2 separate regions of the Homo sapiens genome follow, and region 2 is linked to region 1. The links are chromatin loops, found by intact Hi-C in ENCODE. Cell type or tissue: Panc1. All regions are shown on one strand. Links, peaks and the distances in the headings refer to the core of each region. The heading gives the core; the rest is flanking DNA. Region 1 overlaps DGKB (diacylglycerol kinase beta). Region 2 overlaps AGMO (alkylglycerol monooxygenase).

Region 1 (16,763 bases), core at 3,711-11,710:
ACTGACTTTCCACTTTCTCATCTTTAAAACAGAATTGTAGGGTCAAATAAGACCACTGTACAAAAGTATTGTTTGCACACAACCAGAGCTGTTATTAATGTTGTTCCTTCACAGAGGTTACTCTGCTCTTAAAACGTTATCCCCAAAGACCTATACTTTAAGTCCTTCTCCCTGTAATTGCTTGTTTGGGGTTTTTGCCAATGTCCAAACAGATGAAAACCAGAGTATGTTCTCAGAGAGGTTTGTCTGATCCCAGTTTCATATCAGGGACTGTATCTCACAGTCTGTCTTCTCTTTATAAGGAATCACCATCTCTATTACATTTCTTATTCACTGAAAATGCCATCTACCTAATTTTGCTGCCGGTTTGGGTAAACATAAAGAATGAAAGATAATTATAATATACTACAACAAGCATAGTTGAAAGATTAAGTGTAAAAATCATGAAATATATGACAATACTAATATCAACTATTTTTATTCTGATTATCTATGCTACTCATTATGACCAATAGTATGGATGTTGGAAATATAATTATACTATGTGATAAATAAATCTGATACGTTTCTGTAAATTGAACCAATATTTTAAAAGAAAAAGCTAAATTGCCAGTGTTGTATTGCCTTATAAATTTAGAAATGTGATCCATGTTATTGTTTTTGACTATTTCATTAAGAAATAGAGAAAATGTCACTGTTTACATTATATGAAATGCAAGTGTTTGAAAATGAAACAAACTGGACCAGAGGCACTAATTTAACAGCTACCCAAAACTTATCTGCTAATAATTGAACCTGAAGCTGGAATTAAAATTATCTATTAAATACAACTTTTGAGGTTATTGTTTCAAGAAATGAAGTGTCTAGATTGGAGTATAATGAAAATCATGTGCTTAGAAATGTGATAATCATAGGCAACATTCGATATGACTAATGCTAACTACTTTTTATAACTAAAGCTTTGAAGAAAAGAATGTGTATGTGTGTATGTATGTATGTGTATATATAATGAACTTATTTTAACAGAAATAAATGCTAAGTACAAGATAATTATTCCTAAAAGACTAATACGCTCTAATTACAATGCTTACTTTTCACTTTATTTTGTACTATTGTAGTATATACATACACATATATATGTGTGTGTATGTGTATATACACACACACACACATATATATACACACACACACATTTGCTTCACTTTTGTGATGAAATATTTAAAGTAGTATAGCCTAGGGCAAGTAGAAGAATCTGCAGATTATACTACTTTAAGTGTCAATTGCAATATTTACTCTGAAGCAATATTTAGCTCTGATCACTTGAGGCCAAAAAACAAACAAACCCTTTTGTTTTGCCCAGCTTTATGTTTCATTTTAGTTGTAAAGAGAGAATTTCACTGATGACTGGGTGTGTAAAATTGGCCTTTGTTAATTAAAAATAGAATTTTGAGCTTCCTCACCAGAGGCTATTGCTGCTAGAAAGGATCTCACTTACTATTTCATGTTATCATTTTACCATCTCAGCTGTAGTCAAGAAGTCAGGCTTGCAACTTTTTGGTTGCCGTACATGTTGTCTCCTAAGCTTCTGAATAACCATTAGATTAGTGCAAACTTCTTAAAAGGAAAAAGGACTTTTTTCAGGGTAGTGAACTGCAATCGAGGAAGATAAGTAGTGAGCTTCAGCCAGATTTAGGGAAAGGGCAAAAGAAAAAAAAATGAATAAATAAATAAATAAATAAATAAAGGGTAGAGTAGGGTGTAAAAATAACTCCTGTGGAGATAGATTGAGGACCAGGGTCTGCTTTCAGAAAACTAAATGAAAATATAATATAAAGAAACATTTAAAAAAAGTGGGCTGATCTTGGGGAGGTGGTAGGAGCAGGAATAAATCTGTGAGTTTTTTTATTTTTATTTATTTATTTATTTATTTTTGAGACAGTTTCACTCTGCCGCCCAGGCTGGAGTGCAGTGGCATGATCTTGGCTCACTGCAACCTCCACCTCCTGGGTTCCAGCGATTCTCCTGCCTCAACCTCCCAAGTATCTGGGACTACAAGCATGTACCACCGCGCCCAGCTAATTTTTGTATTTTTAGTAGAGACGAGGTTTCACCATGTTGGCCAGGATGTTCTCGATCTCTTCACCTTGTGATCCTCCCACCTCGGCTTCCCAAAGTGCTGGGATTGCAGGCATGAGTTCCGGTGCCTGGCCAAGCTTTTTTATTAATTAAACACCTCAAAATTTAATCAAGTTGATGAATGCATAAACTGTAGTACATCCAGACAATGCAATGTTATTCAGTGATAAAAAGAAATGAGCTATCAGGCCATAAGAAGACATGGAGGAAATGTAAATGCATATTAATAACAGAAAAAAGCCAGTCTAAATAGCCAGTCTGTATGATTTCAGCTCTATGACACTATGGGAAAGGCAAAATCCGGGAGAAAATGAAAGGTTCAGAGATTGTTGGGAGGGCAGAGATAAATAAACAGAGTAGAAATATTTTAGGGCAGTGAAACTTCTCTGAAAGACACTATAATGGTAGACACTTCATTATACACCTGTCCAAACTCATAGAATATACAACAAAAAGAGAACCCTAATGTATATTATAGAGATTGGATAGTAATGAGGTGTCAATGTAGTTTAACCAGTTGTAACTAACGTACTACTTTGGTGGAGAATGTTGGTAGTGGGGAGGAATATGCATGTGTAGTGGGTAATAACTTTATAAACAGAAGTAGAATTAATGTGAAACACAGAGAGATATTTGAAGTAAGCAAGACTTGAGTGAAGAAAATGAAGGAAAGATATAAAGCAGTGTTCAATCTCTGTACAGTCTCAATTTTGTTGTGAGCCTCAAACTTTTTAAAAAAGAATAGTTTTAAAGAATTAAGTCCTGTTCTACAATTTTCTTTTTATCAAGTAATAATAATAAAAGGTCTTTGACATTTTATCTTCTTCTTCAGTGCACTCTATAAATCATTCCAAAAATATATATTTTACCTCTCAAATTTGGCTGCTATTGGACTTAAGGAAGAGTTGATTAGTTCTTCAATGTATAGATTGAATATATGCCCATATTTCTTTTATATAAGCTTTAAGCTATTTAAATGTAAAACTGTGACACAATTAAATATGTGATACAGCTTTAATATTCAGTTAATAATATTTCATGGAAATAAATACATGATACAGCTTTAAATATTCATTTAACCGTATTCCATGTGATAAATACATGATACAGCTTTAAGTGTTCAGTTAACAATATTTCATGAAAAGAAAATGGAAAATATTACTCATTTTTCCAAACAAAAATAATTTTAGTACAGTAGCATATTCCTTCAAAAACGTGATGCTAAATACAAATTATATGTGTACATTCATACTCGATTTATACATTACATACAGAAAAGACAAAATTATGTGATCCTTACGTTCTCAATTGTTTGTGTTCAGTATGGTGAAAGCTGATAATTAAACACCATCTACCTTAGTTGTATAAGTACAAATGGTCATGCCATGTTCTAAATAAGTGAAGATCTATAATATATTTGGCTTTCTTTCAAATAAATGTCAGAGCATATTCTTTTCTTTCTTTTTTGTTTTGTTCTGAATTTTTCTATAAAGGAGTTAAATCAAGCTGATTAAATCATTTCAGTACCACAGGGGGAAACATTGGAAAAGAGGATTAGCTCATCAGCAGGATGAGTTAGGTCATAGCTTATCCGACCATAATTCAAGTGCTGTGTTCTCCAAGTCTGAAAGTTATGGTCATGTCAAGGGTCAGCGCCAAAATGTTTTTTATCATAAGTTGGAACTGCTTATTCCTGCAGCTGGCTAAGCTTTAGTTGGCTAGTTTCAATTATTCCGGTCTTTTTTTTTTTTTTTTTAAAGCTCAGGATTGTCTTCAATTCCCTGCCTTCTTTGGTTCATAAATAACTATTAGTTTGTATTAGACATACACTGATACTTCTATTAAAAAGGAAATTCCGTTTACAATATATGTCTCTGTTGATAACTTTATAAACAGAAGTAGAATTAATGTAAAACATAAAGCCACATTTGAAATAAATAAGACTTCATTTTAAAAAGAAAGGGGCCGGGCATGGTGGCTCACGCCTGTAATCCCAGCACTTTGGGAGGCCGACGTGGATGGATCATGAGGTCAGGAATTCGAGACCAGCCTGACCAACATGGTGAAACACCATCTCTACTAAACATACACACACACACACACACACACACACACACACACACACACACACAAATCAGCCGGGCGTGGTGTCCCGCACCAGTAATCCCAGCTACTCAGGAGGCTGAGGCAGGAGAATCACTTGAACCCAGGAGGCAGAGGTTGCAGTGAGCCAAGATCGCACCATTGCACTCCAGCCCCTGGGTTACAGAGCGAGACTCCATCTCAAAAAAATAAAAAAAATTAAAAATAAAAAAGGATGGAAAGACCCAAAGCCGTGTTTTTTCAGACTGTGATTTTTGATCCATTGGTGGCTAGTAAACTCAATTTAGATGGTGTTTGAGAAAAATTTTCAGAATAGGATAGAATATGAGTAGGTTAATATAGAAAAGAAAATATTTGGGCAATTATGAATCCCACTAATGTGTGTGTGCGTGTGTGTGCGTGCGTGCGTGTGTGTGTGCTGTGTTAAGATGTAAATTATTTTTCTTACACTTTTATGATTGGCCTTGAACAAAAATAGTTTGTAAGCTACCACTGTAGAAACAGGAAGATGGATTTGTCTTGCTGGTTATGAAACTCTGGGAAGTTAAAATCTGTAAGACGGTCCCTAATCTGTAAAGTGGGGAAAATGCACTCTACCTCACAGCGTTCACGTAAGAATAATGTGAGATAATATGTGTTAAAGCTACTACCATGATTTCAGCCACATATTAGGCACTCAGTAAATAGTTCCCTTTATTAGTGACAACATCACCAATGATAAAACTAACTTGGGACATATCACAACACATTGAATTATATGCCTGGGAATCTTGAGATGGCTTGACGAGGTGATAGGTATTCATGGAAAGTTACAAATTGAAAAACTAAAGTAGAGTGAGACATACGCAGTCAGGTAGATCTGTGCTAAGAACAGGGTTCTAGAACTGTGTTTGGTTCAAATTATTCCTTACAGTAGCTCCTGGTTGATTAGGAATCTAGTAGCCACTCAACCCATTAGTTATTTCTCCCAAATACCTCTAAAAATGCCATATATCCCTCAAGGGATAATTGCGGTTTATCTTCAGGCCTTGTCAGATACACACAATCTGACTTCAGTGGCTTCTGGGTAAGACAGAACTAACAAGTTACTGTGAACATATTTCGGTTAGATTATCACCAGACAGGTAATAAGCAACCTATATCCTTGTGATAGAACAGACACAGATAATGGGTTTCAGAAATAAAGTCAGAACCATTTAAAAACCAAACCACTCATATGTTTTTACCTCTCTAATATCCATCATGTTTATCCAGAGTTTTGCTTATGTTCTCTTTATTCTTACTCCTGGGCAAGTCCCTTGATGGTAAAAAAGGATGTCTTCTTCATGGTATTGGCAAATATTTGAAACAAATATATGACTTTATGAATGGATGATTACTTATTATGAATAGAGAAATTATATTGTGAAAGACTGACATTTTTTTCTTTAGTATTTTGTGAAAAAGTCCATTTTAAATATCTTCCCAAATGATTTATAGCTGTCACTACCTAAAGCACAGAAAAGTGGAATAGGGAAGTGGGTCTTCAAGCATTCAAATGTGTACCAACTCACCTAGGGTAATATTATTCTGACCCAAATACCATCCGTGGCTGATAGGGCAGTGCCATGTCTGTGGATCCCAAAGAACTCTCCTTCATCTACAACAGTCGTAGGCTATGTCTAGCTGCTGTACCGATCTTACAGAGAATTTGGTTATTCTATGCCTAAAAAATATAAATTTCTATGTAGCCTGTGTGTTCTCTATTTTCTTAATTTGTTTTCTGTTTGAGATCACTGTAAATAATTAACAAAATATAAAGACAATTTTTTTTCCAGGTCTGAGAATGAATAAAGGTGCCATCACCCCTCCCCGGACTACTTCTCCTGCAAATACGTGTTCCCCAGAAGTAATCCATCTGAAGGACATTGTCTGTTACCTGTCTCTGCTTGAAAGAGGAAGACCTGAGGATAAGCTTGAGTGTATGTGTTTCTTCATTTTGTTTACTTATCGTGATTGGGGGCAGGAGAAAGGACTGGATATTGATTAACTTAAAATTGCATTAGTATAGTTGTATAATTTTTGTTGAATAAAGTGATCCTGCTTAATAGTAAAAATTTCCTCCTGCTGAGGATCAGACAAAAGATATTAAGATCTATTAATTTCAGGTTCTTATTTATCAAGTTCCATTTACTACTGATTATTTCCTATGTTTGTCATATGACTTTAAAAAGCTGTTCCTCAGTTCTCTGGAGTTAACAAGATGCTATTAGAAAATAGCCTTTGTGTTGTTTTCATAAAGCATGTATTTCTAGTGTGTGAAGAAACCTTCCCATTAGTGAGTAAGAAAATTGCCTGTAAATATGCAACCTGCACCTTTTCCCCAGTGGAAATCTCCCTTGCAATCTTCAGCACTAACACTCTTGTTGGCAGAGACACATTATTCCTCAAATGCTAAACCTGAAAGTGTCATTTATAGTATTTGATTCTGGATATTATAAATCATTAAACAATAGCTTTGTTTCTTAAATTTAGGACATGGCGGATAGAGAATTTCTATTCAGTTGAAAGTAAATAATTACTGTCTTTAATAAAACATAGTGACTGAGCTCTCTCTGGTGGCTAACTATACTCATTGCAATATAAGAAAATATTTTTCAAGCATTTACTCTAAACCTGATCATTTGATCATCTATTCTATCTCTGAGGTTCTTTCTAAATATAGTCCTGGCAGCTTACTCAATAACCTGATAAATTTGATTATATAAGATATGGTAAATTTAATGAAAAATGCTTGCTACTAGAATGATAGTGAAGATAACAAATCTAAACTTTAACACTTCTGAAGCAAATGTAAATAATCATGACGTCTCAGAATTATTATTGGGGGGCATTTTTAGTTAAATTTAGTAGTAACTTTTTGATAATATTTCTTCTTCCCATAAAGGATTTACTGTAATGTGATTATTTAAGAGTCACACATGCTTAGGTTATGAATAAACCATATGAATATCATCTTTAAATATATATTTATTATTCATAAATGTTCAATATTTGCATTTCAAGATTTATTTTGTATTCCTAAGAACTTACAGAAATCTGTCTCATTCCAAAGTAAATATTAATGTTCAGTGAATTTCTATTGAAGTGACAGCCAGAGAGAAAGTTTGCTCAGGTGTTATCAGGAGCACATTTGGGATGATTATAAACATATAAAGACAAACATTTTTTCCACATCTGAAAATGAATAAAGGCCCCATCCATCCTCCCCAAGATGGTATTTAGTCTTGCTGTTTAACTATTTCTAGGTCAGCTGGATGTATATTGCTTTTTAGGTGGAATTCCTAAGAAGAATGCTTTTGAGTTTTCCATGTGCATCCTTGAACCCACATAGATTTTGTCTACAGTTGCAGATAGAATGTTGACTCACCACACTATTCAAAAAGACATGATGAATCTCATCCACTGACCTGCCATTTACTTTTCTTTAGTGTTCTCAACCCCCTTCTCTCTGTTTTTTTCTTTGAGTTTCCCAGCTTTTTTTCAAGCTTACACTAGATGCATTGCCTTTTCCTTTTGTTTTAAACCATTTCTTCAGACTCTTCTTATAGGCAGTCTTGTTATGGCCCAGAATTATCACTATCATTTTCACCAAACTCTTCAAAATACATGATGCCGTAGGTCTCTTTTCTCCTATCTTCTAATCTGGTGATTCTTACCCTGGCTATACATCAGAATCATCCGAAGTTTGGTTTTCTTTCTTTTTCTTTTTTAATGCCAATGCCTGGCTCTTTCCTGTGTCAATTAAATAACAATCAATCTTCCTCATCCACTTTCTTAACAATTTACCACATATGTTTACCCTTCTAAAATTGCATATGTAAAAGTTACTAACATGTATTATTTTACAGTTACAGATTTTTAAAAACAAATTGTCAGTAAGACTTCAAAAATTTGTGTTGATTGTTAGTTTAATAAATACTCCAAAAGGATTACAATTTACTAAATACAATATAGACCAGAAGAATGAAAATAAGAAAAAGCAATTATAATTAACACAGAAACAGATGTGAACAAGTACCTAAAATTAACTTTTGCAGGTCAATGTTGAATTTGGCTCATACTTCCAGGGTAGCTAAGCAGAAAGAAATTTGATTTAGGTTAGAGGTTCTCAAACTTTATCACACATCAGAGTCACCTGCAGGACTGGTATATCTGATTCAGCTGGCCTGGGGTGGGATCTGAAAATGTGCATTTCTAACAAGTTTCCAGGTGATGCGGATGCTATTGTTCTAGGGATCACATTTTGAGAAGCACTGGCTTATGCAATTCCTTCTGTCCAGTGAAAACACATATACACAAGGAATTCACCTGACACAACAGTTGTTTTTCCTGGAGTTGATGAATAGTGGCAGTATTTGTTAGGTATTTTACCTGGGTTATTAGATAAACGAATTACACTGTTGTCAATGTTTATATAAGTAATACTTTGTTTCCCCAAATATTTTTAAAATCTATTCAGTGCCTCCCGCCACTTTCCATTGCCTGTCTTTTCTGCCAGGTATTTACACCATGTTTATTATAAAGCTTATTCCGTTAAAGAATAACAAACAAAAGTTCCCAAATGTTTTACTGATTACAGGAAGTCCTCACTTAACATCCTCAATAGGGTTTTGGAAGCTGTGACTTGAAGTTGAGAAATGTATATAACAAAACCACTTTTTGCTTATCAATGTTATAACAAAATGTCATAGAAGGAAAGGGTGTTATTCGAGAACCCTCTGTACATTGTTTTGCTTGAAGTCACAGTTTCCCAGTATCTAGCAATCATATTGAGGACTTACCATATAAGCCATGTCTTCAGCTTTATTTCCTTTATGCAATCCTAATTCTTCTCTCTGAGGACCTTCCCGTCCCAAGGCTCTATCAGGTAGAAGGTGTTTGTTACCCTTGGATGTGTGCTTTTGCATGCATGCATACGTGCATGTGTGCCTGTGTGTGTTGGGGTTGTGGGGAATTCCATTTTTATCTCTCCTTGTTGGTACCAATTACCAACAGCCTCTGTGAATGAACAAGGACATGGTCTCAGGGCTGATTTGCCCTTCTAACTTCAAGTGCTCCATAGTACTTTAGGGAAAGTCAACAACCTCTCTTTTACCCTCAAATCCTGTGGCTTTGCCTCCATTTTCTTTCAGCCATTCACTTCTGTTACAATACTCCAAGCCTTGTAACTGTCGAGAACTGCTATTATTCCAAAACTAAACTGTCAATTTTACTTTGATCCCAGCCTATGTTCACTTAACTTCTCACTTTCCTACTTTTAATTTAATTATTGCATAGTACAATAATTAAAAACCTTGACTCTTGATTTATAATGATTGAATGCAAACCCTAGGTTGAGAATTCACTGTCTCAGTGATCTGAGTTCATTTTTAAAACTTCCTCAGGACTCAGTTTTCTCAACTGTAAAATTGAGATCATTAAATAGTCTCTGTCCCATGGGATAACTATGAGGATTAGATTAAACTAGTATTTGTTCACATACATTCCTTCACACTTATTACTTCCCATAAATGCATGTTAGGTGAAATAAAAGTAAATTAAAACTGTTTTACTCTTGCCCACTTTACTCCCTCTTGAATTTGCTTGCTGACTTTTGGTTGCCCATCCTTTCAAATTTAAACTGATCTCATAATCCATGATGTCAATTAGTTTTTCACACTTAATTTCAGACATTCAACTTATTTGCTCCTATACTATACTGAGTGGCAGAGACTTAGTGAAATAAAAATATAATTCTTTGGGTTATAGCTCTACTCAAAACCTCAGCTGGCCTTCAGTGCTCAGTGTTTCTCTTGTCTAGTTTTCTAGTTAAAAATTAATCCAGATAATGTTTTTTTTTCCAAACACCTACCTATTTAATCATCATCTTACTCATTAAGTGTATGTTCTTGCAACTTCCTTTCATCTTACTTAAAACCTTATCAACTAACATACTTATTTTTTTTCTGTTTCTCTTCTGATTCAGAGTGAAAAATCCCCTTTGATAGTTCCTGATTTCATAATGCGTAAAATTGAAACCCTTAACTTGGCGTGCATACACCGATCTGACTCCACAGTTTGACCCCAACCTACTCTGCCAGGCTTGCTTTGGCTGTGACCTGCACACATATGCACAAACCATGTCCTAGTCACAAGGGTTAACTTTTCTATCATCAGACAAACCCTGAACTTTTCCACTTTGATCCCTTTGATTACAATGTGCAATTGCTGGGTTTCAACCCCCTGCCTCCCCACAGTGTATATTTGATTGAGTCTAGTCCACATTTGAGGCTTACCCTGCATCATGAATCTTCTTGCCATCTCCTAATTGGATTTATTTTGCTCTCTTTTGTACCCTTGCACCTACATCAGTGTGTGTGTGTGTGTGTGTGTGTGTGTGTGTGTTTCAACAGGTATATGCTCAATAAATGATAGTTAAATGGAAGTGTATTAAAGTCAATGGGTAAAAATAAAGTCAATGAGTGCTTGAAAATATAAAAATAACATCAACTATTTAAGATATTGAATAATACTAACTTTATATTTTTGACTTTAAAATACATGATATTCACTTTTGAATTTGTGCTTATCAAGTTATCAATTATTTAACAAGAATTTTTTATATTATCTTACATTTCCTTAAAATGTATCACTAAAGAGAAAATCAATAGGGAATCAATATTCAGAAAGTAGATAACTGACATATGGAGACTGAATAGTAAGCTACATGTTAAAAGTTACTTCCCTGTGCAGTATTAACCTTAGAAACTATGAGATTTAATAATGAAGAGACCTTAAAGACCATCTAGTCAACTTTCCTATAGTTTGACAATGAAAAAAAAAAAAAGACCAAGAGAGGGTGGTTATTAATTACACCACCAGTTTATCTAGCTATTACTAAAATCCATAATTTCTGAGCTACTTTATAGGGCTCTTTTTATTTTGAAAAGCTGTCTTTTGTTGTTCTTATTGTTGTTTCTCTTATGAATAAAAGGCGAAAATCTCTCTCCATTAAACTGGATGTCAAACACACCTAAGCAGCTGATTTTTTTCACCTCTGCTTTTAAAGTTTATTAAATCAGTATCAAAATATACAAGAGTGGAAAAAAGTGAATTAAAGAAATTCCAGCTTAAGTGCCTTTTCTAAATATATTTTACATTGTTTATATTAATAACATATATCATATAATGCTCATATCAACAACACATAATGGCAAGTGCAAAACACCAGAGTGTGTATAGTAGGATATATTCATTATGAAAACAGATAGAAACTTGCAAATCTTTTGGAAGGAAAAAAAATTTGGATATAAAAAATTATCTTGCATAATATGCCTTTGCTCTGATCTTTTAACTAAATACGTGTGTGGGCATAATTGTTTCTATATAAAGTGAAATGACATGAGCATAAAAATAGGAAAAAATGTGGGTTAAACTAGTTTATAACATTGAAGCAGGTATACCCATATTTGGAAGCTGTCGTGTTGTCAGAATAATTTTAACATTGGGCTTTTTAAATTTTTGCAGCCAAACAGCTATATATTTATTTTGTTTTTAAAAATATGATCCTTTTGTTCAGTGATTCCCTTGACCTTTGGGCCTGACTTTACTTTTGAATACTAAGAAATAGTCTTACTATATAATTTGAAAATTCAATATTAATAATGTCTATATTATTTTTAAATATAGTTTTAAAAGAGAAAGGTTTTATAGGCTCACCAGGCCAAACAACTTTTATTTTCCATGGAGTTAATAATTGCCTTTTTTCTTACTTAATTATTTTTCTTTCTATTTATTTATTTATTTATTTTGAGACACAGTCTCACTCTGTTTCCCAGGCTGGAGTGCAGTGGCACAGTCTTGGCTCCCTGCAACCTCTGCCTCCTGGGTTCAAGTGATTCTCCTGCCTCAGCCTCCCTAGTAGCTGGGATTACAGGCATGTGTCACTATGCCTGGCTAATTTTTGTATTTTAGTAGAGATGGGGTTTCACCATGTTGGTCAGGCTGCTCTTGAACTCCTGACCTCAAATATCCGCCCGCCTCATTTTCTCTATTTCTATAACTAATCAATTCCCAAATTCTCCACCATAAATTTATGTTCATAAACTTGCGTTCTTCATTTGTTCTTGAATATTTTCATTGATAATCACTTTCACCCTTTATTTTAGTTGTTCTCTTTCTAGAACCAATATTATTTGGATGCTGAACATCCAAGACAGAACTCTGAATTACTATTTTTTCTTGCTTTTTCTATTTTCCATCTTCTTTTCTTTCTTCTTATGTTTTTCACTCCATATCTGGGACATCTTTTATACCTGGTGATGAGATTTTTCCCACTTTTTCCTTACATTTAACTTCACAGAGAATCCATTTTATTCTCAGCTTGATCCTTATGTGTTCCTATTTGTATTTCATGGATTGAAACTTTCCTTTTAGTTATAAGGTTTCCCCTCCTCCCTGCTTTGTTGTTTTCTTCCAAACTACTTGTGTTGAAAGAACTTTTCTGATGGTAGTAGTTGTATAGGTGAGTATCCATACGGATGGTATTGACTTACTGGGGATAAGGAAAAGGACTTATTCTCTCAATATTCGGTATATTCGCTTTCACATAATTACCTTGTTTTGGTATTGTATCCTTATACTCAGAATTCCTGAGTACCTTTAGCCCAGAATTCCTTTCATTTCACTTTTGCAGAACTCAAAGATCTAGTCTTCTGTTGGGGAAGAGAGCTTACATACTCCCCAGAGATCATCCTGTGAAGATAATCTGTTAATTTTCCAACTCACCACCCTTTCTAAGCAAATCTATGCTTCTTCTCCTCTGCCAGCTTACATTTATATTTCTAAGACCTCTAAGTCAATATACATGTGTACATATTTTCTCCAGCTCCTGAAAATTGTGTTAGTGTTTTCTCCTCTCATATTTTATTTCTGCTTATAGATTTATACCTATTTCATCTCTTACTGTTACTATAGTGGTACTTCAATAGAAAACCAAGGTAAATATGTGTGTTCAATACTTCATGTTTTGCATTACCTAGCTACAATTTTAAATTAGAAAAGTAGACTTATCACTGAAAATTAAAGTCCTTGAATTTCTCTTTCTTCTTCTGGATGAAAGAAAAGTTCTATCCTTGACCTTGACTTGGTAATATTTAGAGTATATGGTACTTGGTACTCAATATATGTATGATATTTTTATTATTGTTATTATATTAACTAGAGCTTAAAACTCTCCAAACTTTCTTCCTTGATGAATTAGACAGGATTTATAGAGCATTAACTCTTGTTAATGTGTTTAGGAATAAATTATTTAAAATATTAGTTTCTTCAGTCACTAGTGAAGTAGGGATTTTCAGACCAACCTTCCTACTGGAATCAACTGGAAAATTTGGAACGAATGTGTATTTTAAAAACCTGTTCAAAATTTTCAGGGAAGTATCAAAGCAACTTGGATTTTTAGGGCAAATATTTGGGAGAAGGAAGCATGGCTTTTTCCATTTAATTAAAGAAATTAAAGTACAAGCCATTCATATATTTTTCCAGATAACAAGCAGAAAGGAAACAAGATATTAGCAATCAAGTACAGTTATATATGTAAAGTAGCTAAAATAACATGTCCAGGTTCAATTTGGGATTATTACAGGCATTTAAATTTGACTTAACTTTAGAAAATGAAACAATGTATTATGCCACATTAAGAGAATAAAGAAGAAAATCATAAAAGTATTTTATCACATTCCATATGCATTCTATTCATGATTAAAAACAAAACAACTGTAATAGCAAAAATTCTTAGCGAAATAAAAGTAGTATAGAACTCCATTAATCTAATAATGTGTATATATAAGAAACACCCATCAAACTTTATATTTAAGAGTGAAATATTGAAGTTTCTCTCATTGATATTGGGAACAAGACAAGAATGGCCACTACTCTAAGTATAGTTCAACTTTCTGTTGGAGATCATTGCTCATGGCAATAAGGCAAGAAAAATCCATGAAGTTTATGAGAATGGGAAAGAAGAAATTGAAATTCATTGTTTATTATAGACTACCCAGTAATCTATAGATAGATCAAGTACTTGAATTAATAAGTGTGTTTAGCAAGATCTATGCCTACAAGGTAGAAATAAAAATCACTTGTATTTCTGTATGACATCAACTAATAATAGGTAAATAAAATTTAAGAAATTTTACCATTTATCAAATCAAAATTTTTAAATACCTGGAAATAAATCTTTAAAAACTATTTGAAAGGTCTCTATACAGAACAATATGAAATATTATTGAGAGAAATTAAAGCTCTAAATAAAGAAGAATATAATATGGTTGTAGATTTCAAGACTCAGCATTTTAAAGATTCTCCCCCAAACAGATCTATAGGTTCAGTACAATCTCATTAGAAATCCAGCAGTGTTATTTTGGTTTGTTTTTCATTTTGTTTTGTAATAGGAGAAGAAAAGATTGGCAAACATTTTCTTTTTTTTTTCTTTTCTTTTCTTTTTTTTTTTTAATTATACTTTAAGTTTTAGGGTACATGTGCACATTGTGCAGGTTAGTTACATATGTATACATGTGCCATGCTGGTGCGCTGCACCCACTAACTCCTCATCTAGCATTAGGTATATCTCCCAATGCTATCCCTCTCCCCTCCCCCCACCCCACCACAGTCCCCAGAGTGTGATATTCCCCTTCCTGTGTCCATGTGATCTCATTGTTCAATTCCCACCTCTGAGTGAGAATATGCGGTGTTTGGTTTTTTGTTCTTGCGATAGTTTACTGAGAATGATGATTTCCAATTTCATCCATGTCCCTACAAAGGACATGAACTCATCATTTTTTATGGCTGCATAGTGTTCCATGGTGTATATGTGCCACATTTTCTTAATCCAGTCTATCATTGTTGGACATTTGGGTTGGTTCCAAGTCTTTGCTATTGTGAATAATGCCGCAATAAACATACGTGTGCATGTGTCTTTATAGCAGCATGATTTATAGTCATTTGGGTATATACCCAGTAATGGGATGGCTGGGTCAAATGGTATTTCCAGTTCTAGATCCCTGAGGAATCGCCACACTGACTTCCACAATGGTTGAACTAGTTCACAGTCCCACCAACAGTGTAAAAGTGTTCCTATTTCTCCACATCCTCTCCAGCACCTGTTGTTTCCTGACTTTTTAATGACTGCCATTCTAACTGGTGTGAGATGGTATCTCATAGTGGTTTTGATTTGCATTTCTCTGATGGCCAGTGATGATGAGCATTTTTTCATGTGCCTGTTGGCTGCATAAATGTCTTCTTTTGAGAAGTGTCTGTTCATGTCCTTCGCCCACTTTTTGATGGGGTTGTTTGATTTTTTCTTGTAAATTTGTTTGAGTTCATTGTAGATTCTGGATATTAGCCCTTTGTCAGATGAGTAGGTTGCGAAAATCTTCTCCCATTTTGTAGGTTGCCTGTTCACTCTGATGGTAGTTTCTTTTGCTGTGCAGAAGCTCTTTAGTTTAATTAGATCCGATTTGTCAATTTTGGCTTTTGTTGCCATTGCTTTTGGTGTTTTGGACATGAAGTCCTTGCCCATGCCTATGTCCCGAATGGTAAAGCCTAGGTTTTCTTTTAGGGTTTTTATGGTTTTAGGTCTAACGTTTAAATCTTTAATCCATCTTGAATTGATTTTTGTATAAGGTGTAAGGAAGGGATCCAGTTTCAGCTTTCTACGTATGGCTAGCCAGTTTTCCCAGCACCATTTATTAAATAGGGAATCCTTTCCCCATTTCTTGTTTTTCTCAGGTTTGTCAAAGATCAGACAGTTGTAGGTATGCGGCGTTATTTCTGAGGGCTCTGTTCTGTTCCATTGATTTATATCTCTGTTTTGGTACCAGTACCATGCTGTTTTGGTTACTGTAGCCTTGTAGTATAGTTTGAAGTCAGGTAGTGTGATGCCTCCAGCTTTGTTCTTTTGGCTTAGGATTCACTTGGCGATGCCGTCTCTCTTTTGGTTCCATATGAACTTTAAAGTAGTTTTTTCCAATTCTGTGAAGAAAGTCATTGGTAGCTTGATGGGGATGGCATTGAATCTGTAAATTACCTTGGGCAGTATGGCCATTTTCACGATATTGATTCTTCCTACCCATGAGCATGGAATGTTCTTCCATTTGTTTGTATCCTCTTTTATTTCCTTGAGCAGTGGTTTGTAGTTCTCCTTGAAGAGGTCCTTCACATCCCTTGTAAGGTGGATTCCTAGGTATTTTATTCTCTTTGAAGCAGTTGTGAATGGGAGTTCACTCATGATTTGGCTCTCTGTCTGTTGTTGGTGTATAAGAATGCTTGTGATTTTTGTACATTGATTTTGTATCCTGAGACTTTGCTGAAGTTGCTTATCAGCTTAAGGAGATTTTGGGCTGAGACAATGGGGTTTTCTAGATATACAATCATGTCGTCTGCAAACAGGGACAATTTGACTTCCTCTTTTCCTAATTGAATACCCTTTATTTCCTTCTCCT
Region 2 (16,763 bases), core at 4,909-12,908, 590 kb before region 1:
ACTTTTACTACAGGGGATCAGTGAGAAACATGCCTTTATTGTTACAAAACATCGAAGGAGTTTTCTTTGTGTACTTAAAACTTGTTTTCATTTTTAGCCTCACAAGACATTGATCTTAGTTATGTTTCACAGTGAATGTTCCCATAGATATGTCCATGTATTGTATTTCCAATATCTTTCTCTGCATTCTTTATTATCTCTGACCTTGTATATTAGATCACTTTTCTTCTGATGAAATTCATTATTCAGAAATTCTTGGCTGCATGTGGTGGCTCATGTCTGTAATCCCAGCACTTTGGGAGGCCGAGGTGGGTGGACTGCTTGAGTTCGGGAGTTTGAGACCATCCTGGGCAACATGGCAAAACCCTGTCTTTACTAAAAATATAAAAATTGGCTGGGCATGGTGGTGCTCAGCTGTGGTCCCAGCTACTCAGGAGGCTCTTGAGCCCAGGAGGCAGAGGTTGCAGTGAGCAGACATCATTGCCAGTGCACTCCAGCCTGGGCGACAGAGCAAGACTCTGTCTCGGGGGGAAAAAACAAAATTCTTTTAGTGAGTGTCTGATAGCAGTAAACTCTTCAGTTTTTGTTTGTCTTAAAATACTTTGATTCACAACTTTATAACTTTATTCTTGAAAGATTTCCACCACAGCCCTGTCCCTCCCCCTGATAACCTCCCCCCACCGCCCCCGCCATGCACTGGGTATAGAATTCTACAATGGCAGCTGTTTTTTTTGGGCACACTAAAGATACATTTGATTGTCCTGTGATTTCCATGACTCCCTTGAGAGGTCAGCCCTCATTCTAACACTCAATTACTTAAAGGAAACTTGCCTTTTATTTTCCCCTTGTTCTGGCAACTTAAAACATTTCCTTTTTGTCTTTAGTGTTTTGTTGTTTTAATATTATGTACTTAGGCTTGGCTTTCTTTTTATTTATCATGCTTGGAATTCATCTGGCTTCTTGAAGCTATTAAATTGTATTTTTATATCAGTCCTAGAAGACTTCCAGCTTTTTACTCTTCTGATATTGCCTCTACCCAGTTCTCTTTCTTTTTCCTTTTGGAACTCTAATTACATGTTTGTTAGACTTTCTCAACTCTTATCTTCCATGTCTCTTAAGTTTGTTTCTCTTTCTTTCTCTCTCTCCCTGTCTCATTCTCTTTTTCATTTTTCATCTATTTTTTTCTCCCAGTGATGCATTTGGAGAGTTTCATAACAGCTCACAAATGCTTTCTTCAGGTGTATCTAATTTGGTTTTACAATCTGATATTAAACCCATCCATTTACTTTCAGTTTTTGGTTATTGTAATTTTTATTACTAGCATCTCTGTCTTCTTAAAATATATCATTTTTAGCATAATTTTCCCTAAAAATAGATTCAAATGTATCTTTTATTTACATATAGCCAGTGGAATTATTTTAGAATATATGTCTGATAATTTCAACAGATCAATTTCTATTTTCCACTGTTTGTGTGTGTTCTCACTTAAATGCTTTGTTTTCTTGTGAAATTTATTACCTCCTATTTTGTATTGGTCCCTGATTTTTAAAAATTTATATAGCGGTTTATTAAGACATAGAATGATGGTGACTTCCTCCAGAGGGAATTTGTATTTGCTTTGGTCAGGCAGCTGGAGGTTTTACCAAAGCAGATGTTAGGTCCACCTAACTGATACAAACTTGGCTGCACATCTGAGCCCGGATTGGTTTGCGATTGCAGCTTCTTGAAATTTTTTTTTTTTACTACCTCTGCTCAGGCCTAAGCAACTTTCTCTGTACTAACTTGGTTTTGGAAAGGTAGGATAGGATCATTTAAGGTTCCAGCTTAATGTGGGGAGGGTTTTCTGTTAGATTCCCAACCTGGCATGTTTCCTGGATTTTTACTTATTTTTCTAAGTGAAAATGTCAAAAATGTCACCTCTACTAGAGCACAGATGTCCTCAGCCAAAAAGTAGCTTTTGCGCTATATGAGTTTCCATATTTGTTTGGATTTGGGGCTCTATAATTCTCTAGTTAGCTCTTCAGTGCTTTTGATAATTTTTTTTTAATCTAGCATTTTTGGTTTTGTTTTTAGTAGCAGAGTTGTTCACCTTGTGTTGGAAGCAGAATAACGGTCCCCCAAATATGTCCATGTTTTAATTCCCAGACCTGTGAATATGTTAAGTTGCAAATCAGCTGACCTTGAGATGTGGAGATCATCCTACATTGTCCAGGTGGGCCTCATGCCGTCAGAAGTGTTTTTAGAAATGGAAGAGGGAGGCGGGAGAGTCAGAGTGAGGTGATCTGAGAAGGACTCACTATTACTCCTGCGAAGATGGAAGAGGGCCATGAGCCAAAGAATGCGGGCAGCCTCTAGAAGCTGGAAAAAGCAAAGAAACAGATTCTCCCTTAGTGCCACCAGAAAGGAACACAGCCCTGCCAACACCTTGATTTTCGAACAGTGAGGCCCATTTCAGACTTCTGACCTCCAGAACTGTAAAAAATTAATTTGTGTTGTTTTTAAGCCATTAAGTTTGTGGCTATTTGAAACAGCAGCAATAGGATAATAGTATACTCTGCCTTACCAGAAATAGAAGCACTCCCTCATTTTATAAAGAATGTAGTTAAATATTAAAAGTATGAAAATAACAAAAATATAATTTCCAAATTTCTAATTAGACACATTATTACTTAAAATATTATAATAACATGATATAGGAAAATAAGGACTTTTTTGTCTGATCCAATTATTTAATTTTGTTTTTTAGTATTAGTAACTGATACTCCTTACCTTAAATCCAGATTGATTTAAAGCTAAAAGACAAAATTTTCCAAATGGAAACCAAATATGTTTATTTCTGGCAAAGGATAGAAACTGAATTTTTTTTGCAGGGGCCCCTTACTCCAGAGTCATGCAGCTAAGAATGAAATTTTTGCTAAAAATGTTATCTTGATATTTTTAGCAAATAAAAACCTGAATAACCACAGCTTTGATCATTTACTACATGTGATTTTTTTGAGCACTTTTGCATTTGTTTAAATAACATTACTGAATCAAATTATTCTTTAAATTAAAACCAAACTTGATCTATTTAAAGTGTGCCAAGTTCGTCAGCCTCACTGCTATGTGTTTGCTCATAGCAGCTGCTAATCCAGAAAGAACAGGCACTAAGCATGTGGGGAGCTTGGGAGTGGAATCCTGTGACACACCATGATGAGCAAATATTTCCTTCCAGACAGAATATGATATATTTTTTCATCATAAAATTTATATGAAGCTGAAGGGATATAAATGTATATAGTGCTAATTTGGAAACCTGCAAAGATGATATTGGGAAAATTAAACCTTACTTCTGCTGAACCTGGAGCCAGTATACTTTCCAATAGATAACATATTTATTAAAGATGGGGAACAATGTTTATTAAATGGCATAATGATCTTTGATTGAGGGACATTAGGCAAGCCAGTTAACTTCTCTGGGCTTTATTTGTATTCTCTCTAAAATGATGAGGAATAAATATAATAATAACTAAGGTTATTTTCTCTCTAATAGTCTATTTTAGAGAGGATATATACACAAATCTACACATACATATATATGCACCTACAATATTACTACATTATATAGAAAACTAATAATTAGGGACCTGTCTTTTCTAACATTTTGCATATCTCTTTAAAAATAAAATTCAATGAAAACAACACCTGACTTACATTGGCTAGATGAGATCTTATGTTGACGCTTAGGGGAAATGGAGAAAAGTACATTTCAATAGGGCACTGGACTTCAAAGTTGGCTTAGTTTTATCCCACCCAGAAAGTTTGTTTTATAACTCTTTTGATACATTTGAAGATTCTCACAACACAGAGAGCTGTTAAGAATGTATAAAGTATTTCCCCTCTGCTGATCATCTTTTTTATTGGTACCTACTCAAAAATTTGGAGATGTACTCCTATGGAAAAAAAATGTTGGCCCTACTCAGCTTGCCTGTCTGTAAAACTGCTCAGTAAGGATAACGATAGTTCTTCATTACGTGTGCCTGTAGTTGCAATTAAGATGTTCCCCCAAAGGATTTTTAGCAGGGCTTGTCTTCCTATAAAGGCCATGTCTCTTTCATACTGAGTGTTTAATGAATAACTAGTCTAAGGAACTATTGCTGATGAACTATTGCTTGATGTGGCTGATGGAGCAAATGGTTTCAGCCCAGTGCCTGAATACTTGGGATAATTGCATGAGTAGTAAAGTTGCTTACCATTAACAAATAGTAAGCGTTTAAGTTGTGAATTCAAACCAAATCACTCCATTTGACCAACCACAAGTCTGGACTTTGAAGTCTAACAAATTGGATTGAATCTGTTTTACCATACATTGACTGAATGTGTTTAGGTAAATTATTTAACCATTGCGAAACTTTGTTTCTTTATCCACAATATGTAAAAAACACTGGTGGCTTCCAAGAGTTATGTGAAGGCCTTTGAGAATTATAAAACATAACACATTAGTTGTTATATTTTCATTATATGTGCTGTAATAATATATCAACAGATACAGGAAAATCCAAGAGCTTTGGTTACAGAAAAGTTTTAAGTGGTTTCATTGTTTAACATTTTGGTGAAACATTGCTCTGGTGAAAAATAATTTAAAGGCATAAATCTTGTTTTTAGAAAGCTTACAGTAAATTGAGACAAACAAATGAGACAAGCAAATATGACAAGCAAATGAGTTAATACAAGCAAATGAGACAACAAACAGTTACTGTGCATAGTGAAAAACACCATGATGTAGGTAGATAGTAAGCAAACGCTGTAAGAGTATAGAGGTGAAATCTGACATTGGCAGGTCAGAAAAGTCTTCTCAAATGAGGTGAATGAGCAAAACCTTAAAAAAGAAGTGTGGGGGTAAGGTCAGTAGTGAAAGGAACAAGGATAAATTTTTAAATAGGAAAAAATATGCAAATTTATAACAAATTATTTATATTCAGAGAGTAACCAAGGATTTGGATTGATGGTGCTTGTGTGAGGGGTAAAAGTCTGATTGTTAAGGGATGAACATACAGGATAAGCAGAATTTACTCCATTCTGAAATTAGAACAGACATACTTTAAATAAAGAAATGACATAAATAGATTTGCTCTTTTGGAAATGTTTCCTGGCAGCCTGTGGGTAATGGATGGAAAACTGAAGGGGTGTAGTGAGGACCAGCAAGCCTGGAGGTATTGAAGCTTGTGGGGAAATTCCAGGTATTTAGAAAGTGGGGAGAGAATAGAGTTAGGTCAAACCATTAGGCGTTAGGAACTAATAGGATTGACAAGAGAGAGACATAAAATAAAAACTCCATCACACTTGTTTACTGATTGCTCAGAGGTGGGATATGAAGGAGGTATGGGTCTTATTTAGTCTTGTAAATTTCTGAATTGGTGAGTCCATATTTGCACTGAGATGGAGACCCAGGAAAAGGCAAAGATCTGAAAGGAGAGATACTGAGTTTGTTTGTGGGCATGTTTACTGTGAGATATCCAAATCTCAGTTGCAAATCTGTAACTTAGGAAACTAGGTGAGAGCTGGAGGTGTAAATTTGAGTGTCAGTTTGAAGATAGTAATTGAAACTATATGCATAGAAGCAATCACCTTGGGAAATGTTTTATTGTTCCTTGCTTTAATACAATTATATGATTAGGTAATTATAGTGTCCTTCTTATAGGCTTCATAAGAAAAAAAAAACTAGTATACTTTACTGATTTATTTCAGAACATCCTTACTAGTTTTAAAACAAATCAACTAGAGTCCTGTTCTTTTAGAGTTTAATTGATTAGCCCATCTAAATAAAGTTTTATTCACCACTGGCACTGTCACTTTTAGATTAAATATTTTGAACTATATTTATAAGTAATGGTAAATGCCTATTTTAACTTTTTACCATGTGATAAAATTGGTGATTCAAGGTTTCTTCCAAATAGATGGGCTTGGCTTTTGAAGACAAGTCATGTCAAACAAGGATTCCCACGTTTTATGGCCGCAGAACAGTCTGTCATAAGGGAATATAAATTATGTCCTCACCTCTCACAAGACTGTTAACAACTAGATAACTAGACTGGATAATAAGATATTGTAATATATGAATGTCATCATCATTACTAGTAGATTTGTCCTATTAGTGATGGGTGAACTGCAAAATTACAAATGGAAACTTATTTTTTGGAATCACTTTATAATTATTTCGTTTTTGAATAATTTTAAGTGTAGATCTTTGTACAACTTTCTATATTAAAATTCACCAAAATTCAGTATGCTTTAATGATTATTTCTCATGATTGTAACGTATGCATTTAATATTGCAAACTATTTTATACAAAGAGTTCATTACCTCTGTTATGATTATAACTTATTGTAATAATATTTTATACACTAACTGAATAATTTATGTTTCTCCAACAGCCCTTTCCAATGTGGCATACTTAGCATAATAAAGTAGAAATCTTAGTTTAGGGACATATTCCTCAGCCTATAAGAACTAGTACAATCTAAAATAGTAGGTGAAAACTTAAATTGTGCTAATTCTAAACATTAAAATCTAACTATTTGAAGCATTAACAATCCTTAATAGTGCCATAAACCATATTAACTTTTTAGCAAGGTAACACAAATTGCCATATTTTGTAATGCTTTTTTTTTTTTACACAGTCATATTCTGTTATAAGTGAAATTGGGCTCCAGGCCAAGGAGAACTTTGGAGAACTTTTAAGTTTGAGTGACTGTCTCACAGCTGGAAACCACCCCAAAGTGCATTGATTGCAGAAGAATATGTTTCCTATTATCCAGTTCTCTACCAAACTATTTTTTTGTAGCTTGAAAATAATAAAGATTTTGTAAGCCCCAAGGGGTCTTTTTGATCCATGAATGAAGTTACCCTGGATTCATATAACTAAAATCTGACTTCCTTTCAGCCATTGAAATTCAAAACCCTTTCCATTTATTAGTATGAAATAAAAAAAGACCTTCAAAAATGTCAAAACGTTGCATTTAATGAAGTCAATGTCAGTGCATGTCAAAGTTTTGATTCCATTTAAGATGAGTACAATGTGATGTGAAAGGAAATGTAAAGTGAGTAATGGCAGTCGGTTAATTAAAGTAGATATTGAAGGATGCAATCTGTTAGCCTTTAAATTATTCTTTAAAGTTTTTCTTAATCAAAAGATACACTTTTTATAGTTACCATAAAATTTATGTTAGTCATATTTAAATGTTTAGAATTTATGAATTACCAGAAAAAAATAAGATACTTGATTTTTTGGTTGCTTTAAAATTTTGTTATCTGGAATTTTAAAATGAAATCAGTCTTTAAAAAAAGATTTGTTCTTTTAGGTTCGTTCATGTACCCATAGTGCCATTTTACTAATGATTCATTACACATTCTTAGTGCCTTTCTGGAGGAAAAACAAGTACAGTTCACAGAATCTTCCGTATGATTTCTCTAGAATTCTAGTCTTCATTTATAATGACACAGTAGAAACCGAGTTGCTTATATAACTATAGTACCCTAGTAAATTAGTTGCATGTCTACAGTAAAATCCAGATCTTCTTTACAAATTCTAGATCAGATATACAGCCAAATCATATAAATATATATATAGGAATGTAATTTTGAAGTAATTTCTGTCAGAGTAAAATTATAAATTGTTACTCATATTTAATATAACCATTCGACTCACAGGAAGTAACTACAGAAAACACAAGGTTTAAAAACTGGCACAAAAACTCATTTTGCCAGGTGAAAAGAAATTGATGCAACATGTTGAACTTTGATCATTCATGTTTCACCAGTGAACCCAGATGCACGGAAAATACTTTACTCAAATTGCTCACAATAAGTGCCAATCCTCATTTTTCCATATCAAGGAGAGATGGGGATATGGAAAAATATACAAAATTGGCAGATAATCTTCAAACCTTATTTTAGGCAATATTTTTCACTTCCTGTCCTATCAAACTTTTTTTTTTTTTTTTTTAACCAGATTGCCTGACAAGGTTGCCTTGTCCTTGCCCCTGCCTGCCCTCTGGTGGAGAATAGCAGGATGGTAAAAGGAAAATAAGGAGAAAATCCATGGTGAGATGATGAATAAGTACCTAAGATAGGTGCTACCACAAGTTACTGGATAATCACTTCTAGTAACACTTTTATTTATATATTTCAAATATAACTATATATTCTTAATATTAAGTTTGATTTTAACTACTCAATGTCAACTAGCTCATCCTGCTTTGAGATGGCAGGAGGGAAACCCTGGGGGAAGGGGGAAGCAAGAGAAAATTTTTATCCAGTGTGCTCTCCAAGATTTAACTAAATCATTTGTTATAGTTGACTTTCTTCTTAAACATTGTGTGTAACTGAAAGAATAATAATAATGCCTCAGATTTTCATGAGAATATATGATGGTGGGCTTAGAGGAAGGCTTATCATTTTCCAGTTCTGTATTTTTTAGTTGACAATTTACTAGTAATTTCATCTCCATTCATGCAGACAACATCCTATAAAATAAATATGTCGGTTTATTTGAGTTCATTGGACTGTTGACAAATCATGGCCCTATAAAGTACGAATCAGGGACTTTTGAAACAGATAAACCGAACCCTTGACTCATAACGAAACTGAATAAATAAGATTTTTATTACAAATAACTTGACAAACCCAAATCTTTCCACTTTATCTTCCTTATATTTCTGTAATAAAACTGATGTAACAAACCCTAAATCACCACCATTTAGTAATAGCAAAATTGAAAACTCAAAAATTTTCAGTTTTCTTTATACCAACAGATTTGAGATTGTACCCAAAATTTCTGTCCTGGTTTGGCCTTGAATTTCAATCCAATTCTTCCCTTCCACAGCTGTTTGCTGGGTACGCTGTTATTAAATAATGGGGCTCTGTGGAGAAGACCTCAAGGGAGTTGAGGGGATCGAGAGAGCTGGAGAAGAGAAAGGGATGAAAGAGACTTTAAAAGATGAAACAAATGTTAGGAGTTTATGTAGGTCAAGACATTTAAAGTTAACTTTCATTTGTATTGTAATGGGGGAATTTTCCAGCTATTAATATTTTGAGCAGAGAGCCCACTTATTTCATAGAATAAAAAATTAAGAGGATGCCGTCAAGCATTGCATAAAGGCATTGACGTGGCATTGTTATATGTAAAAGGACTGAAAATTGAACTAACACAAGTTTGTTATTTTAGACTTGGGCCTCTAGGAGTTCATGGAAAATCGTATTGGATATTTTGAGCTATTAGAGATATACCCACAGACCTATTCTCTTCCAGGTCTATATCATGATTTTAACGATAAAAGTTTAAGAGATTATCAGAGAAAGAATTGATCCTCACAATTAAACACAGCAACAAGAATATATGTGTATGTGCTGTGTGTGGGGGTAAACATACAAGAGTATACATACATGTATTTCCTTGTATCTTTCTTTTCTACCAAACATTTCTAAAGTCAGGGCTAACTTAATATTTCATTTTTCCATAGCTTGTATCAAGTTCCCCATGCTCCACTTCCTTCTTCTGCTTTTTAGCACCTTCATATTCCTCACATTCTTTTATGGCAGAGCACAACTCTCTCACTTTTTCTAACAAGAAACACACATTGCAGTTAAACAGCCGAGGTCATCCCCATGCTCGCGTCACAGGTCAAGCAAGATCACTTACATTTTTTAGGGGGTCATTTCTTCTCACTGGGTGGGATATGACCTTGTTCCTGTTTCCAGAAAAGAAACCACCCCAGATGTTCACCACCCCTTCTCTCTCTTTTTTTTTTCTGTTTTTCCATTCTCTTCCTTGTTTGATGCCAAATACACAATTAGACATTCATCTTGCTAGTATTTTTCTATGTTAAAAAAGATCTTTATTTTTACCTAATGTATCTTAAATACAAAAATAAGCCAAAAATACAGAAAATCTGACATTTAATTAAAATTTAGGGGATAGATACTATTTTATAATTTGAATGTACCATTCTGAAAACTCCTTGGTATTTTCAGCATATTATAAAGTCACTATTAAGATACATTTCTCTCTGCATCTGTGCCGCCATCTTAATATCATCTGTGGGCTGCACTTTTTTTTCAAAACCATCTGCATTTTGAGCTGTCTTTTGAGAAATGGCTGTAAGAATACAATTAATTCTGTTCTCCCTGTGTGGATTGTTCCTCCTGGGTTTTCATTGACCATCCCAGACATTCAGCTTTCAAGATCCTTTAGATTTACTCACTGAATACAACCAAGTTTGCAGTGGTTTTGTACTGATTACAAATATATAGATACTTTTCCTGACTTTATTTTTTACAAACATAGTCAAGATGTAATGCCTGCAGAAATTATTACTCTCAGTAACAATTTCATGGCTTCAGTCCTATCTTTATGAAGCTTAACTCTAGTTGACTGCTCCATGACTTACATGAATTGAACACATACTGTATTCCAGCAACCGTACCATATGATGGAGGTACAGCAATGAACAAAACAAAACAAAAAGGCTTCTCTTCATGGAGTTTACAGTCTAGTGAAAATAGACTTTTAAATTGAAAACAGCTAATATATTAGAAAATAAATACCTGCTTTGTAACAAGTACTGCGCTAAAAGCTCTATGCCAGTCTCCTTGATTTATGTATTTTTTAATTGTCATTTTCAAAGATTTTAATCTTTAAGGAACCTTTGCATTTTAATTTCTGTATTATATTTTGAAGTTTGTTCTTATTAAGTTCTAGAGTTAGAACAAAATAATAAATTTTGAAATAAAATCTGGTGGAAATACTGTATACCTTTTATTGCCATACCAACTTTATTAGACCCCAACTTTATTCATACCCTGTTAAAAGTCCATAACCAATATAATTTTTGAAGAAAGTTCATGGTCTAATTTTTGGTTAGAAGAAGAATTCTGTAAATTAAAATCAAATTTCTCATGATGTGACACATTTTTTCCCAAAGAATGTTTATTTCAGAGGTAAAAAATATTTGATGAAGACCAAACTAATAGTTTATCTTCAAGAGAAATTATCAAATTTTATCCTTAAAAATCTAATAAGTACCAATTAATTCATTGACTCAAAAGGATAATTAATGTTTTGATTGTGAATTATTATAAAACAAAATGCTAGCAAAAACAGGCAAACTTGTATGTACCACAAAGGGTTTTATCAAATCTCATTATACTATATCCACTTAACATATTTTAAGTAAATAAAACATTAAGAAAAAGTTGAGGAGCTCTCTTTACTTATTCTCCTCTGATACTATTTCCCTTCTTTCAGCACCAGAAGTAACTTCAGGCAGGATGACATTTTGACTTTCATGAGCCTTAGGCACTTTTGCCTTCTTGAGCCCTTCTTGAGCCCATTTCTATATAATAAAAAATTATTCAGCTGTTAAAAATTTAACAGTAAAAATATTATATTATACAACAGTGTTTCTAAAAAGATGTATGTAATTCAGATTGGTTTCACTGTTATGTATCCAATATTATTATAGTCATTTTTTCTTGGGTTTTTAAAAGAAATGAAAATTAAAACATTTCTATTATCCTCTAAAAGTATCGTGGACCTTCAACACTGTGAATTCAGCCTTTTAGCATTCCTATGCTTTTGCTTACATATTCATCTGTATAGATTTTTAAATTACCACTTATTGTATTGGTTTTAGAAAATGTATTGAGAACTAGTTGTATAATTTTAGTTGGTTTAAAAAAAAACAAGCAAACAGTATTTGCCTTCATTTTGAGAACATATTCAGCATTTGCTTTCTTTTTTTTTTCCTGAGACTGAAGCTCTCTCTGTCTCCCAGGCTGGAGTGCAGTGGCGTGATCTTGGCTCACTGCAACCTCTGCTTTCTGGGTTCACGTGATTCTTCTGCCACAGCCTCCCGAGTTGCTGGGATTACAGGCATGTGCCACCACACCTAGCTAATTTTTGTATTTTTAGTAGAGAGGGAGTTTCAGCATGTTGGCCAGCCTGGTCTCGAACTCCTGACCTCAAGTGATCCACCTGCCTTGGCCTCCAAAAGTGTTGGGATTACAGGCATGAGCCACCGCGCCCGGCCAGCATTTGCTTTTAAATTAGTATCAATAACACTTTTAATTTCACCCACAAACACATGCAATCACTGAAATAATATAAATATAGAAAAGATTTCTTAAATGTATGATTGTTTTCTGGAGCATAAAAAGGTGTTTTCTTATGTTCTCCAGTAGAAAGTTCCTCTGTGTATATGTGTGTGTCTATTTAAGAGAGAGACAGATAGATTCAGCTGATTCCTTAGTGATGCTTGTAATATACAGCAAATTGACACTAAAATTTTGGCATGTTTGGAGATTAATCCTAGGAAAAAAGTACATTTTGCCATGGAGAGAGTGCTTGCTGTTGTTTGGCTTTAGAGTTCAGTGCTGTAATTTGTGTCATTTTTTTTGGACAAGCAGTGCTACAGAATGTCATCCACACCTTTAAGATTTGCTAATTTCCTCCAGGAGTTTTACTCTTTCTCATGCCAGTTAGCGGTAGAAAAATAGCTTCTTCCATTCATCAGATGAGGTAATGCTCTGTTACTATTCACATTTGAGTGTAGTATGAGTGTTGTATTTAAATGATACCAGCAAGAAGAAAAATTGCTGCTTTCTTTTGAAGGTTATTTCTGTGCTTTCACTCTTTAAGGGTTTTAAAATAACTGTAGCAAGCATTTTCTTGATTTTTTTTTCAGTTTTCTTCACCTTAATTAAATAACAATGAATGTGTCAGCCACTTGTTCAAGGCTTTGAAGATGTCAGTACAACTGTGATAATTTAATCCCATCACGTAGCTGCTATGCCTAAGAATATGCTTTGATGTTCAACATACCCAAATTTGGTTAAGCTGCCAAACCATCAATCTGGACTCTATGTTTGTTGGTGAAAGACACTAACCAGTTTTGCTATTGTGAACTTTAGTAGACTTATTTGCTAGCAACTAAACATACTCAGCACTTCCCTCACTGTGCTTTAATTTTTTCCCCTCTATCTGATATTTCTAACTTGATCTCTTGGGTATCTCTTTGTTCCAATCCTAGCTATCTTTCCAAGTATCAACTCAAATGCTATAGACTCCTTAAAATCTTCCTCATTTCCTTTCTATTACTTCCAATTCTATTTTTCCTCCATTCTTCCACCCTGTCAAGATGGAAATATTTTTCTCTTCTCAAATTCCATGCTTTGGTCAGTTTCTATTTAATAGTATTCACAGCTTTCTTCCCTCTGTAACTATTTGCCCATATAGTCTGTTCTTTACATGTTCTTGTCTGCTAAGTAAGAGGAAAGGATATGTTGAACACAAAACATACTGTGTGTGTGTGTGTGTGTGTGTGTGTGTGTGTGTGTGTGTGTGTGTGTGTGTGTGTATGTAGACAGAGTCTTGCTCTGTCTCCCAGGCTGGAGTGCAGTGGCTCAATATTGGCTCACTGAAACCTCCACCTCCCGGGTTCGAGCAATTCTCCTGCCTCAGCCTCCCAAGTAGCTGGAACTACAGGTGTGTGCCACCATACCCAGCTAATATCTTTTGTATTTTAGTAGAGACTGGGTTTCACCGTGTTGCCTAGGCTGCTCTAGAACTCCTGAGCTCAGGCAATCTGCCCGCCTTGGCCTCCCAAAGTGCTAGAATTACAGACATGAGCCACCGCACCTGGCCATATAATATATACTTCCAATCCATGAAACACAGCATTAGCCCTTAGTGAATGCTCGCATGAGAAATGGATATCAGTCCTTAGTACTCATAGATTAGGTGCTGAGATAGAGTTGAGTAATTTACTACATATTTTCTCTCAAGGTGTTCAGAGAGTCTGCTCGGGGACACAAAAAATAAATTAGGGCAAACCACTCTTACCAGTATTACATAAGTATAAACAGCACAGGTCAGAGAAAAAGACCTAAATATTTTGGGCAATGTACTTTACTTTCACTGAAGCAATAACCTTTATATTATATTGTTATTATATTATTATATTTATTATACAGATGAGATAACTGATGCATAGTGAGGTTAACTTGTTCAGAGTAAATAACTCATATGTAGCAAAAAACACACTTTGAATTTTAGTTCTAGCTAACCTTAAAAGATGCATGAGAAGAAGAATCCAACTACTGGGGTGTTGATGAAAGAGTGGCTAGAGATGAATTTCAAAAAGAGGTAACACTTGAGCTGAGTCTTGAAAGATACTTAGAAATCACAAAGTAGGGAGTCCTGGGGGACAATAACGAGAACAGACATGAGGTGTGAAATATCACGGGGAGTTAAGGTAAATGAAAATAGTTGACTGTGAGCGAGACAAAGAGTGATGAATTAGAGGGGTGGACAATAAGAAAATCAGAAGATATGTTATACTAAAGCAGTTGTATTCCAAATCAGTAGTAATAAATTTTAGACAAAAGAATAGAATGGTCATTGTTTCTCTATTAGATTGGAGGCAGGTATGACAATTAATAGGCTATAGCTTAAAATTAATGAGTGGCTTGATATAGAAAAACATAGACTGAGTGTGGTGGCTCATCCCTGTAATTCCAGCACTTTGGGAGGCTGAGGCTGGTGAATTGTTGAAGCCCAGGGGTTCAAGACTAGTCTGGGCAACATGGAGAAACCCAGTCTCTTCAAAAAATACACAAATAATCTGAGCATGTTGGCACACACCTGTAATCTGTAGTCTCAGCTACTTGGGAGGCTTAGGTGAGAGGATCACCTGAGCCCAGGAGGTCAAGGCTGCAGTGAGCCATGATTGTGCCACTGCACTTCAACCTTGGTGACAGAGTGAGACCCTGTCTCAAAAACAAACACACACAGACACACAAGAAAATCATAAAAGAGGTATGAGATAATTAGAGGATACAGTTGATCACATTGGTTGAATGATTGAAGTGGTATGAAGGCAAATGATTAAGACGGGAGAAAGCTGATTTAGTAGACGATATAGCTAAAATTATGTGTTGAGCTAATTAAATATTCTTACTGCATTTTTTATCACATTAATACAATTATAAGGAAACTTGTTATTTTCTGCCAGTATGATGCTTGTTATACACAAGTAGTCTATCTGTTTCTCAGTTTTAAAGATAAACAAAGAGGACATAACATAACATAATATGTTTGTTTATAACATGTCCTCTTCAAAACACAGAGGACATAAATTTGTATGGCTCCCTTTAATGGGATATGTTACTGACTTACCTAGAATTAAAGTATTGCCTTTAGACGGTAATGATCTTACAAATGGACTAAAACATTTCTTTTGAACATTGAATTCAGCATTCTTTGTAATAAGAAATATTTAACCAATAAGAATAGCCTTCCTGGCTATTTGGATTTTATGTTAGTTCAATATCTATTATTTATTCTTTATACAAACCTCATTCACTCATGTTTGCCTACTTTCCAGTCAACTCATTAAATGCATATAATTCTCTTTCCATATATGACAATAATTTCATGGAAATATTCTTAGAGCAAATACATTCATAATTGTTTGAAAACCTTTCACAGGGTAGTGATCAAAGTTTCCCAGGAAGGGGGGTATGCTAGTTAGATATTTTTCTTTTCCCAGGAAAAGGATTAAGCTAGTTAGATATTTTTATTTTGCTAATTTCTGTATCTTATTCTCAACTTCGTGGCCAAATGCAACACTAACTTTTCTGTGATTTACTCTGTAGTAAATCAAAAAAGAGTTGAACTTTTTCTTTCAAAATCTGCATGTTTTGGCAAGCACTCATGAGTCATTAGATGCTGAAAATTTACCACAGTGTACAGTTATAGCCCCATTTCTGTAATGATATTTGACTTGAAAAAAGTCCATTTAAAACTTTATTCCATAATGCCAATAACTACAATAGTAAAATGTAGCACCACCTAGGATTTATGTACTCTTGTCCTTTAGAAGTATTAAAATTATTTTCCATTTTCACTGCTCTACATTTTTTACAGTTCTGTGTCAGTAGGGTTGGTCTTTGATGGTAGATTCGGGGGATTTCGTACTTATGCTATCTTTCATACTGAAATTAAAACAGCTAAGAAAGGGTTACTGGTGATAGGTTAATTGGAATTCTCTTTAGGTCAGTTCAGCAGGTATTTGTTGAGCAAATATTTTCTTCTCTGTACTGATTGTGTCTGTGTGTGTGAGAGAGAGAGAGACAGAGAGAGATGGCTAGGTGGTATGAGAAAGAGAGGTATGAATAGCCGTAATATTATACAAGGTAGCCTAAAATTCACATTCAAAGTACATTTGAGAAACGGAAAAGAGATTTGTTCTAGCTGAAGGATCCTAGGAAGGTTATGATGATGTGGAAAAATGGAAGAAAGAACCACAAAACACTAGCTTTGGCTTCTTTAAGACTCAAGGACAAATTTCCGCTCAGCTAAATTTGTAGTTGTGTTACTGCAGCAAGTTATTTGGTCTTCCTGAACACCAGTTTCCTAATTTGGAAAAGTGAAATAAAGTACCTACATTGTGGTTTGGGGTAGAGAGGGACTAACAGAATTTACATTTGTTAAGTATCTCCACTAGTTACTTCTTAATTATGTCCTTTTATAATGTGTTTGTATTGCTGTTATTATGCTTATTATTACAAATGTTATTTATACTATTAAATAAGGAGGATAAAAACCATGATGTAAACCATGAGGAAGACTTTATTTAACAAGGAGGTGAGAAAAGAGTGGCTGTCTTCTCTTGGAAAGGATGGCACTGTGAGCAAGGGAATTTAGCTGTGACGGTACAGTCCA

The links. Peaks named below come from ENCODE experiments on the same cell type or tissue, not always from the same donor. Only the 100,000 strongest peaks of a DNase experiment are listed, where the experiment ranks them.
Region 2: a loop joins it to region 1, with 3 times the contacts of the local background. A loop is called at or near these places in 13 of 110 quality-filtered maps.

The regions. Positions count from the first base shown.
Region 1 is chr7:14,707,979-14,724,741 of GRCh38, reverse strand. It overlaps DGKB (diacylglycerol kinase beta), which reads left to right. Exons shown (of 26, transcript NM_001350709.2): 6 at 6,057-6,200. Among named protein-coding and RNA genes, the nearest start is that of DGKB, 190 kb to the left of the region's middle. RefSeq lists an enhancer at 10,232-10,291. In Panc1, for the core only: CTCF peaks have their summits at 6,609 and 6,810 (motif pointing left); no DNase peak of the experiment used is centred there.
Region 2 is chr7:15,296,463-15,313,225 of GRCh38, reverse strand. All of the region lies in intron 12 of AGMO (alkylglycerol monooxygenase), which reads left to right. It overlaps LOC124901592 (a long non-coding RNA gene), which reads right to left. Exons shown (of 3, transcript XR_007060218.1): 2 at 2,180-2,358; 3 at 476-518. Among named protein-coding and RNA genes, the nearest start is that of AGMO, 260 kb to the left of the region's middle. In Panc1, for the core only: CTCF peaks have their summits at 7,828 and 8,031 (motif pointing left); a DNase peak (open chromatin) is centred at 8,005.